Regions from separate parts of the Mus musculus genome. Here region 1 is linked to region 2. A link is a contact called in ENCODE Hi-C or POLR2A ChIA-PET data. All regions are on one chromosome and are shown on one strand. Each heading gives the region's core, a stretch centred on a gene start or an enhancer-like site at or near the end of the contact. The rest is flanking DNA. Distances are from core to core; before and after follow the strand shown. Region 1 overlaps Vps13d (vacuolar protein sorting 13D). Region 2 overlaps Vps13d (vacuolar protein sorting 13D).

The links. Hi-C counts contacts between places; a loop is a spot of excess contacts on that map. ChIA-PET counts read pairs that join two places held with the same protein, here RNA polymerase II (POLR2A).
Region 1: a loop to region 2 is called in a map of heart, with 1.8 times the contacts of the local background. The contact joins two enhancer-like sites. A Hi-C loop is called at or near these places in 2 of 37 maps with a recorded cell type or tissue (both heart). POLR2A ChIA-PET finds 5 or more read pairs at or near these places in 2 of 5 experiments (Patski and embryonic stem cell).

Annotation. Positions count from the first base shown.
Region 1 is chr4:145,023,846-145,028,767 of GRCm38, reverse strand. All of the region lies in intron 65 of Vps13d (vacuolar protein sorting 13D), which reads left to right. Among named protein-coding and RNA genes, the nearest start is that of Gm36317, 63 kb to the right of the region's middle. Within about 2 kb of position 3,612, at least 1 of the 3 ENCODE cell types and tissues checked has a DNase peak (open chromatin) inside an H3K27ac peak, as active enhancers do; it is heart, where a contact is called at or near this core.
Region 2 is chr4:144,978,648-144,983,909 of GRCm38, reverse strand. It overlaps Vps13d (vacuolar protein sorting 13D), which reads left to right. Exons shown (of 70, transcript NM_001276465.1): 68 at 461-592. Among named protein-coding and RNA genes, the nearest start is that of Gm36317, 18 kb to the right of the region's middle. Within about 2 kb of position 2,634, at least 1 of the 3 ENCODE cell types and tissues checked has a DNase peak (open chromatin) inside an H3K27ac peak, as active enhancers do; it is heart, where a contact is called at or near this core.

The DNA.
Region 1 (4,922 bases), core at 2,363-4,862, 44 kb before region 2:
ATTCCACAGGACTTTGCCAGCTTCACTTCTACAAGCAGAAAGGTGTATGCCTTGGGTCTCTGTGTGAGTTCTGTTTCATTCTGGAAGGCATTTTCCCGCAGAGATAATAAATCTCTCTCCGAGTTCTCTCTCTAAACACTCACGTTGAGGGAGATAGCACAGCACACCTTGGTTGGCTGTACTCACACTCCTGGTATCTTCTGGGAAGTAGGGATTGTAGCTGTCCTGCTGGGAGGACTGAACTGGCTAAGTGGTTTCACAGGTGCTGTCACGGAGTAGCGCCCTCTGCTAGCTGGTTTTGGTGGGCCCAGGTACTGTTCCAAAGCATATGCTATGGTCAGAGCAACTGGCAGTTTTCTCTCAACTGCACTGCTCCAAAGTTGCCTCCAACTTCAGCTTCACTCATTGGAAGAAACTGGGGACTGTTCTCTTCCTAAAGCCTTGAGCCCCATCCGGGTTCACAGCAGGGGCTCTGCCTGATGTCAGATGGTTCTTGGTCACAGGGTCACCCCCTCGTTTCTTGTCAGACTTTGGCATTGGTATCTGAGACACACTGCACCTCTCAAGATGGGAGTCCTTGTACCTTGTAGTGGCGGCAGAGAAGTGGGCAGGAATAGTTTGTCTCTTTCCTGTTGAGGAATCCCCCATTCAGTTTCCAAATTTTTGTATTTTGAGATTTTGGTCAATTTGTAAGTGACATGTTTGTGTTTTGTTCTTAAACATCCCTAAAGCGAGTTTTTCAGTTGGCTTAGTCAGTGCTAATGGAAGGGGTGGCCTGGGACTACTTCTCAAAGTCTGTTTGCCAAGGCTCTAGAGATGGCTCAGAAGATAAGCGCACTGGCTGCTCTTCCAGAGGACCCAGGTTCAATAACACAGTACTTACATGGCACCCCACAACCACCTGTAACTCCAGTTCCAGGGAATCCAACACCCTCTTCTGATCTTTGGGAACTGCATGCATGTGCTGTGCAGATATATAGGGAAAACACCTATTCACATAAAATAAAATAATTTTTTTAAATGTTTAAAAATGATGTCAATATGCCTCACTAGAGTGGAGATAATTCACCAGTCTAGCAAGGCATCATGATGTGACCACTACAGAGGGTATTTTTCCTCATAATCTGGCTCAGTACTTGGGCATGAACTTTTGGTTATCAGTTGCAAATCATCTTAAGATGGTACAGCTGTTCAGAGCCACCTTCAGCTTTCCTCTCTGTGTCATAGGCGTCTCGGCAGGGCTGAGGGGGTTAGGGGGTGTGTGGCTGGCATCAAGTCTGATTACTACAGCATGTGCAGCCACTAAAGGGCCAAGTTCCATACACAACTGCCTTTAAAGAGGCTTCCTGGGCTTCTGAGATGACTCAAAGTGTAAAAAGGTGATTGTCTCCAAATCTGGTAGTCTGAGTTTGATCCCCTGGTATCTACATAGTAACAGGAGAAAACTGACTCTGACAAATGGTTCTCTGAGCTCTACAAACACAGTAGCACACATATAACCTCCCTCCACCACCTCCCACCCCTGTAAATCAATCAATCAATCACTTTAGTTTTTGTTGTTAAGATAGGATTCCTCTACATAGCTCTGTTAGACATGGAACTCACTATGCCTTCAGGTTGCCTTCAAACTTACAGAGATCCACCTGCCTCTGCCTCCCAAGTGCTGGAGATCAAAGGTGTGCCCCATCATGTCTGGCAATCAATGTAATTTTTAAATTTGAAAAAAACAAAAACCAAAAACAACCCAAGAGACACGTTGCCTACATGATTCTTGTAATCAATGTGGGAAAACGTCAAGACTTGCCTGAACCTGGTCTACTGCTCTGTTGAGGTCACTCTTCCAAGTCTGCCTCCATTCTGCTGCCTCTGCTTTCAGTCTTGTTGCAAACTCTACCAGCCCTTTTGAGAGAAAAAGCCAAATCCTATTATGGAAGTGCTTCAAACCACTCTGAGCTTCCGGATTAATCTGAAACTACATCTGAGTTCATAACTGGGTCACAGTTGCAGAACAGCAGAGACTTGCCAGTTCAGCTGGTGTGCGCCTCGGGCCAGTTACGACCCCAGCAGTCTCCATGCTGGACCTTTCTGGTTGCTTTTAGACCTTGTGCTCTGAGATAATCGAGTGCCTGTGGATAACTTTGTTTCTTAATGAGAAGGAGTGGCCTGTCCTGATAAGTGTTTGTCCGTGAAATAGCTACACAGGCACATCCCAGAGCTGGAAGGCCTCAAGATTCCAGAGAACAGAGGGAAAAGCAAGGTCACAGCTTGGAGGTGCTGCTGACACAGAGCGAGCATCTGGCCCAGCTTTCAAATGCCTTACTGTTCTCAGGGCTTCCCTGTTGGGTCTGTGTCCTCAGGACTGCATAGAGTCAAACCAAACAGAAGTGGAAACAGCATGCTCTGTGTTCTGTAGGCAGAAATATGGGGGTTCCTAAATATCCCCTTTTCACTAAACCCAAACTTGTACCTTTTCTTTTCCCTTTTTCCTCTACAGTGTGTCCCCATTTGTTCCAACCCTTACAGTTGTCCAACTGACAGAGCAGTTTGCCTTTTGTCAGTGACAGATAGTTACTGGTTTAGGGTCATTATTTCCTTTAACTTTCTGTTCATAAGTATTTCAGAAAGGTTCAATGTCAAGACAAAACTCCCAGAATATTTTGGAAGCTTTCTGCCCTCCCCTTTCCTTCTCTCCGTGTGGTAATGCTACAGGTTGAACCTAGGCAAGTGCTCTACCGCTGAGCAATAATTCCCAGCCCCAGAACAGATTTGTTGTTTTGTTTTGGTTTGGTTTGGTTTGGTTTGGTTTTGTTTTGCTTTTTATTTGCAACTGTTTTCATGATACCAAACAGAAGAAAGTAGGACCTTAATTTTGAAGTGAGTCAAGTCTCAACCGACCTGAAGGAGGTTTTTTCGATAGCACCAGCAGAGTTGAGACTGACTCTAGAGTGTAAAGTCCCAAACTGCTGCTGAGAAACTTGCTAAAATTGATGAGCAGTCCCTGGGTCCAGTGCTCTGCTTCAGCTACCTCTGCTACCCGTCAGAGCAGTCTTCTGAAGCAGAGACGTGCAGATGGATAAACTGGGGTCTAGATGAACTAGATGACTCTCCCTGTTAGTGACACACAAATGCCACTGCTCTGTTCCAGCATGCTGGACTCGTTGGCAGCACCACCCAGAACTCCCGCCAGCCTGTAGCACAGCATGGCGATGGCCATTGTGATTGTGTGTCCCGGGCACTGCTGAGTGAACTTGGAACTGTTGCTGGTCATGCTGCAGTTGTACAGTCTTGCTCTTGGCTGAAAAGAAAACCTCTCCCCGATGCCACAGAGTTCTGTTACTTCTTTCTCTTTTCCTGTGAAATGCCCTGGTGACAAGAAAGATACTGTCACCAGCAGTTTGCAAGGATCTTAAGGAGGAACTTTCCATTAGGTAAATAACTGTGAAAGAAGAGCCCCAGAGAACAGGGAGAAACTGAAGCCTAGGATCCTGTTACACTAGCCAAATACCTTTGGCACCCATGCTTGCTGAGTATCATGCTAGGGTCAGGGAAACAGGCAGGACAGAGCCGAGGGACACAGTGTGAATTCTCTCCCTCTATGCCATTCTACTCTCTACTTAAATTTCTGAAATCAGTGGTTCAGAGCCAGGTCCCCAGCCTAGACTAACTCAGTGTTTCCGTGTGTACAGACAACAGGATTACTTTGGAATGAGAAGTGTTGATGCACAGTGTGTGTTAGCTGTTCAGGAGAATGGGCACCTTAAAGTACTTCTGAGGGTTTTTACCCCTGTGCTGAAAACACTGCTTTATAGAACTTAATGACTTTGGACTGTGGCCAAAATGCACAAGTGTGTCGAGTGCTGATGCTTCCGTCAGCTACAGAAGGGAACCCACTGTAAGTGCGTGAGCAGGTTTCTGAAGGACGTTCTGTTCCTTGGCACTTTTCTTCTTAGCTAGGCTGACGGTCACTTGAAGATTTAAGTGTTTTGTAGGCTTGAGCTTTTTTTTTTTTTTTTTTTTTTTTTAAAGAGCTGGATTGACTTAACTCTGCAAATCCCCTCTGCTGTGGAGGTGTCGATTGTAACCACCATAGTGACGACTCACTCACAGATGACCTCCCAGATGCCAGTAGCTTTTCCAGTGCTAGCCCAGTGCATGCTCTGCTCCACAGCTGCCAGGTCCCTCTGCAGACAGCATGCACTACACTAGAGGATCCTGTCATGTCATAGTGGCCTTATCAAATGCGTTTACCATTTTACAGGGGTTGAAGCTGCTCAACATAGTTTTAATTGTGTGTCTGATATATCATCTCTCCTGCAGTAAGTGCTCTGCCACCTTTTCCAACCTCATCAAATCCTTTAAAGTGGATTTTTTTTTAATGTTCATCTAGGGGCTAAGAGTTAAGCCCCTGCCCATGGTCTCTCTGCTATTAAGTGTCACAGACAGAATATGAAGTCAAGTGTGATTGTCTTTCTGTTACAACTCACACACACACACACACACACACACACACACACACAGCCTCTAGGTGGCCCCCGTAGCTCTTGGACTGCTGCCTGTAGACTAGCCACATATCCAAGCTTAAGTCGCTCACATCCTAAGTAAGGACTTTGGTCCTTTTCTCTAGAAATCTCTGAGAGTTGTATCTCCTCTGAATACTCTGGGTGTCAGACGCCAGCATTCCTTAGTCTCAAGACAGTGAGACAAGGGGGTAAGGTGACTGTACCCTGGGTCAGTCAGACCACTTCAGCGCTCGCTGACATTGGCTTGTGAGCATTCCGCCCTGTTGATGATTACCTTCAAAGCTGAGGGCATGGTGAGGGAGTGTTTCCCAGCCACAGCCTGCATATCAGCTTCTTGTCTGTCACGGGGAGACTGGTCTATTTTGCCTACCCACTTGGATGTATGGTATGAGGAACTGACCT
Region 2 (5,262 bases), core at 1,385-3,884:
GACTGAGCTCACTCCATAGGAACCTGGTAACATGGTAGGTTCACACTATAGCCTAGGCCCCTGCTGTGTTCTTCCTGAACCCACGGCATGTCCCCAGAGGGCTGACCCAAAGAGACCCTTAGCCAAATGGTGTGGGCCACGGGAAGCTTGTGATAATCATCCTAAAGAGCCATGGTGATCGGTAATCTATGCTCTCCAGCAGAAGCCCAACAGATAGGTAATGACATCCTATCACACAAAAAGTGAAATGGGGAGCTAAGGAAGTTAGCACATTGAACGTCATAATAATTTAGAGCCAAAAGATCGTAAAGTCCAGTCTGAATCCACAGTGGGCATGTCATATACCACACAGTCCTGCAGCAGCTGGATTCTGTCTATTAAGCAATGCCTTTTCAAACAAGGAAGGAAAATCCTTTTAACCATGACACTTTAACCTCTTCTTGTCCATTTGCCCTTCTAGGACCCAAGCCCAGAGGGTTCGGAAACCACGTTGCTGCACTGGTCCCCAGGGGCTGCTTCCTCGATATTCTGAGAGCCAAGCAGAAGGACAGGAACAGCTCTTCAAGCTAACGGACAACATCCAGGACGAGTTGTAAGTGGGGGGCTGTAAGAAACAGCCCATTGGTCTACTGTTTTGCCTTGTCTGTCTTTGAGAAATTTCTTTATGACCCAGGAGCTTCATGCTGATACAGCCCTTGGAAGAGACTAAAGAATGACTTGTCCTAAATGTCAGATTGTAAATGACCAGTACCAGAGGGAATGGCTCTCAGCCTGCTCCAAAGCAGACCTCCCTGTGTTGTCTCTGCGGTATCAGTCTCTGTAGTCAGTTCAGAGAGGCCGGGGCATGAGATAGTCTCAGTCTTAAGGGACTTTTGTCCCTTATATATATTTTGTTTTGTTTTGTTTTGTTTTGTTTTGTTTTGTTTTGTTTTGTTTTTTGAGACAGGGTTTCTCTATATAGCTCTGGCTGTCCTGGAACTCACTTTGTAGACCAGGCTGGCATCGAACTCAGAAATCCGCCTGCCTCTGCCTCCCGAGTGCTGGGATTAAAGGCGTGCACCACCACGCCCCATATATTTTTTTTTAACTTTACTGTTTGCTAGAGAATGCTAGCAAACTGAAACTAAGAAGCAAATTATTACCCATCGAATATCCTGGAAATGCAGTTTTCTTAATTATTTTGTTGCTCTTACACATTTTCAGTTAGTGAGATTATTCTTAGCTGACATGGTAACCATGGTAGTCTCTGGTGCTATTTTGTGGAAATTCTCCGAATGTAAGGTGCTGTGTGACCTGTGCTCTCTTGACCAGGTGTGAGATGACTGAATTTGGGGCGTAGAAATGTCCTAGTGTAACTTGTATCCTCTGAGGTGAAGCGAACTAGGGAAGATTCTGGCACTGTGGGTGTTGCTGACTGGTGGAAGCGTTCAGGGGAAGATTAGCTCCTGGGGGTGGCCTTCAGTGTCATTGCTTGAGACAATACCAGAGGCCTCAATTCCCATTTCATATCTTGTTTGAATGAGAACATAGAAAACGAAGTCTAGAATTTAGGAGATAGGATATGGCATCTTCTTAGGTGTATCCTGCCATGGTATCACTGGAGTATCTCTAAATAGTGCTGTGCACTTCTTCCCTTGAGCCTATTCTGCTACCAACACATGCTGTGCACCGAGAGGCTTCAACAACAGAAACTTAGATCTTCATTTCTGAACGCTGAGAGGGCTGAGACCTTCCTATAAACTGCACTATTGATGGGATTTTGAGCCTCAGACTCAAACCTAGAGAGTCATTTCTCAGCAAAACGGAACATAATATAGACTCTACTGGAGTGTCAGCCAGTGATAGCTAGGGTGTCCCACTCACTGGAGAACCCTCTGAACCTAGAAGTGCCTGGGGTTTAAATCACTCAATAAACTCAGCTGGAGAGCTGCAGGTCAACATTTGTGTTAACACATGTCCTACTTTCCATTTCCCATGAGGACTTAGGGATACTATCAAAGGATAAGTAAGGGGTGAGAGATGTAGCTAAGCTGGTAGAATGCTTGCTTAGCATGCACAGTGCCCCAGGTTCCATGTCTAGCACTGCATAAACCAAGAGTAGTAGCATTTGCACTCAGGAGATGGAGGCAGGAGGACCACAAGTTTAAAGTCAGCCTCAGCTACCTTCCACAGTCAGCCTGGCATCCCTGTCTCAAAAAGGAGGATGGGCTAAGTAAAATTACAGATCTTTGGGTGTTAAATCTTAAATTCTTTGTTAACCCACCTCTATTTGATCCAAACCATCTCTGGTTCTTTGAAACAAGATTCATTTGTAATAGAATGATAGAAGAACAGAAAAACACTCTGGACAAATTGTATAGTCCAGGCATCGTAGAGTTGCTGCCCACATGGTACACACCCTGGAAACAGGCCAGTGAGCTAAAATCTGCAGCCAGGAAGAAATCAGCAAAATGAGTTTCATAAAACACTTGAAGTTTCATGTGATCTGGGCACAGTTACTGCCTGAATTTTAACTTTGAAGATGAGGACCTTGTATCTCCACCCACGCTGAAGGTGGAGCCTAGCCAGTGGGTGGTGAGGGAGGCATGTGACCCCAGTCTTCCTGGGCATATAGGAGAGGTCACAAGGGACCCTGGCAGACGTGGCTCGGAGTGTCCTCTGTTATCAGCCTGTACTCAGGGTCATGTGAGTGGTCTAGTCATCCCTCTGCAGGAAGGGCGTACTCAGGAAAAACTCTGGTGCCGACTTCTACCTCTGACTTTTATCCTAGATTTGTAATTAAAAACATGTTTAAGGACCTAATTATTTGCATATTCCCCTCAGAGTTAACCCGTTAAAGGAGTCTTTAATACCTTGCTCTACTGTTCTAACTAAATGTTTCCACATTTTTTTCCACTTATACTCACTGTTTCACTTCTGGAAAATATTGTGTAATTACTTCCTGATGGAGTGAAAACCCCACAAAGTCCCCAGTGCCACAGCAGCGTCAACTTTGATCTCCCACATCAAGTTGTATTTAGTTTTGTGGGGTTTTTTTCCATTTAATTAAACAGTATTAAACAGATTGTCACTGACATCCAATTTAAGGTCTGCTAAGGCTTCATAGCAGGCTCATCAGTTCTGTGCACCTCTGCTACTTCCCATTCTCCTCAGTCCTAACCCAGGATCCTGTATGGTTAACTTTTCTGAACAATGCCTAGTTTGTGGCTAGGAGTCACCCTTTAGTTGTTTGTTTGTCTTTTATAAAGTATCTACTCGTTTCGAATATTTTATCAAGTTGGCCCATTCAGATTGCAGGCACAAAGGCGATCGATCACAAGACCAGATCCTTGGGTTCTTTCACTATTTAGACAGAAAGGAATATCTAGGAGGTGTGTGTGTGTGTGTGTGTGTGTGTGGTTTGTGAGTGTATGTATGTATTTTTAATACAGAAAATATAAAGAAAAAGCAAAGGCAACCTTGTAAACTTCAGGTTTTTCTCCTTGGGTGCTTGTCTCCTAGAGGCAGGGGAGGAGGGAATTTTGAAGAAGAGGATCCAGACTAAAGTAGCATGCTAAAAATGTCACCTTTCTCTTCTAATGAAACCAACTCATTTACATGGTTAGCAAAATCAAAAAGAATTCAGGAAATGAGTAATAGTGAAATCCCCTTTGTTCCCTCCGTCCTTCCTTCCTTTGCTGGAAATGGACCCCAGGGCCTTACATGACTAGATGGTCACTGTTTCTCTCAGCCACAGCCTAGCTCCAGCTTACACTGTCTCTAAGCCGGGAGCTAACCTGTCAGAAACATTTGACACCTGCAGACTTGTATCCAGCAGTTTACTCAGCTGCGCAGATAGAAGTCAATGGCTTGCTTGAAGTTCTGAGGGCAACACAGCCCCTGGTATCCCACACCCCATGTTGTACCTATGTGCAGTGGGGTTCCTCCTAGCATCCTTTCTCTATTGTCTTCTAAATCCTTGGCCAATACATTGTTTCACTGTGTGCCAGGTCAAGTACAACTTTACAACTTTGTGGTGTTCCTCAGCAAGTCCATAGTCTAGCAAGTCAAAGAGACTTGTTTGGGAGGGGAGGGAGATAACATAGGAGATAAACTGGGAGATGTTCACTGTTATTTCCCTTGTTGCCCACTGCCTGTAACATAGACAGTTACTGTTCTAACAGAAGTCTGAGCTACTTGCCATGGGCCTCTGGTGGTTAGTTTAGAAGAGAGGGCCTCTCTTTCCTCTTCTGGAAGGCCAGAACTTACCCTAGTGCTTGTGTGTGTTTGTCATCTTCCCTCTGTCCTCACAAGACAGATGGAGTGTCCCTCCTCTGTCACCTGAGAGGCTTTCCGTCAGCCCACCTGTGGGGCAGCAGCAGTGAAAAGTGGCTATCGGTAGACTCTGGAAAGCCAAAGTCCATGTGTCAGCCATGTCTTGGCTGCTCTGTTGGCTGGAGGTGGGGTGCAGAGCCTGTAGAGAGCTGGCCTGCAGGTGGGCAGCTACAGAGAAAAGGGGGGCTGGAGGAAAATATCAGAAGAATATAGAGCCAAGAGGCCTCTGCTTTGCCCCATGTTAATTCTTCACAGTGAGTGACAAGTTTGGGATCGGGATCAGGAGATGAAGGGTCTGCCCCAAGCAGTTTGAGTGAGTCTTTGATGTGGTTTCCAGATTTGGGGTGTGTGGGAGGGTGTCAAGCAGACTGACAGCAGTGGTGGTGATGGGACCCAAAACCTTGGGTAATGGGTTGCAGAGGAAGCCTCAGGGAAAGTGGGGAAACAGCCATTGGCTATCATTGCCCAGTTTTCTCTCTTCTCCCAACCCTGGCCTTGGTTCTGATCTGCTTTTGGTTTGAAGGCATTGGGACAGTGAATGCTGTGAACAGCAGCAACCCCAGGGCATGAGCAGGGCTCCTAGGCCCAGAGTGAAGATACAGGTAGTGAGGGCTACTGTATTGCGCTTGTTCTGTCCCAACATGGATCTTCTCCGTTAACCTTAACTGAAGGAGTTGGTAGGCAGCACCATCTCCGTCAGAGATGAAGGAACTGAGTCACCAAGCTGCAAGAGTCTCAAACTTGTGGACTCTCCTTTCTAGCCTAGCCAAGATTTCCTTTACCATGCTACCTGACTTATAGAAGCACCCCTGGCTCAGAGCCACAATTCCTCCTTATTTCCTGGCCTTTGAGAGGACTTGAGCCATTTGTAGCCTCCTAGAAGGGGGTTGGGATGTATGCTCAGGTTCAGCCCCTGTGCCCTTTGGTATAAAGGCATCTTCCTGGGTG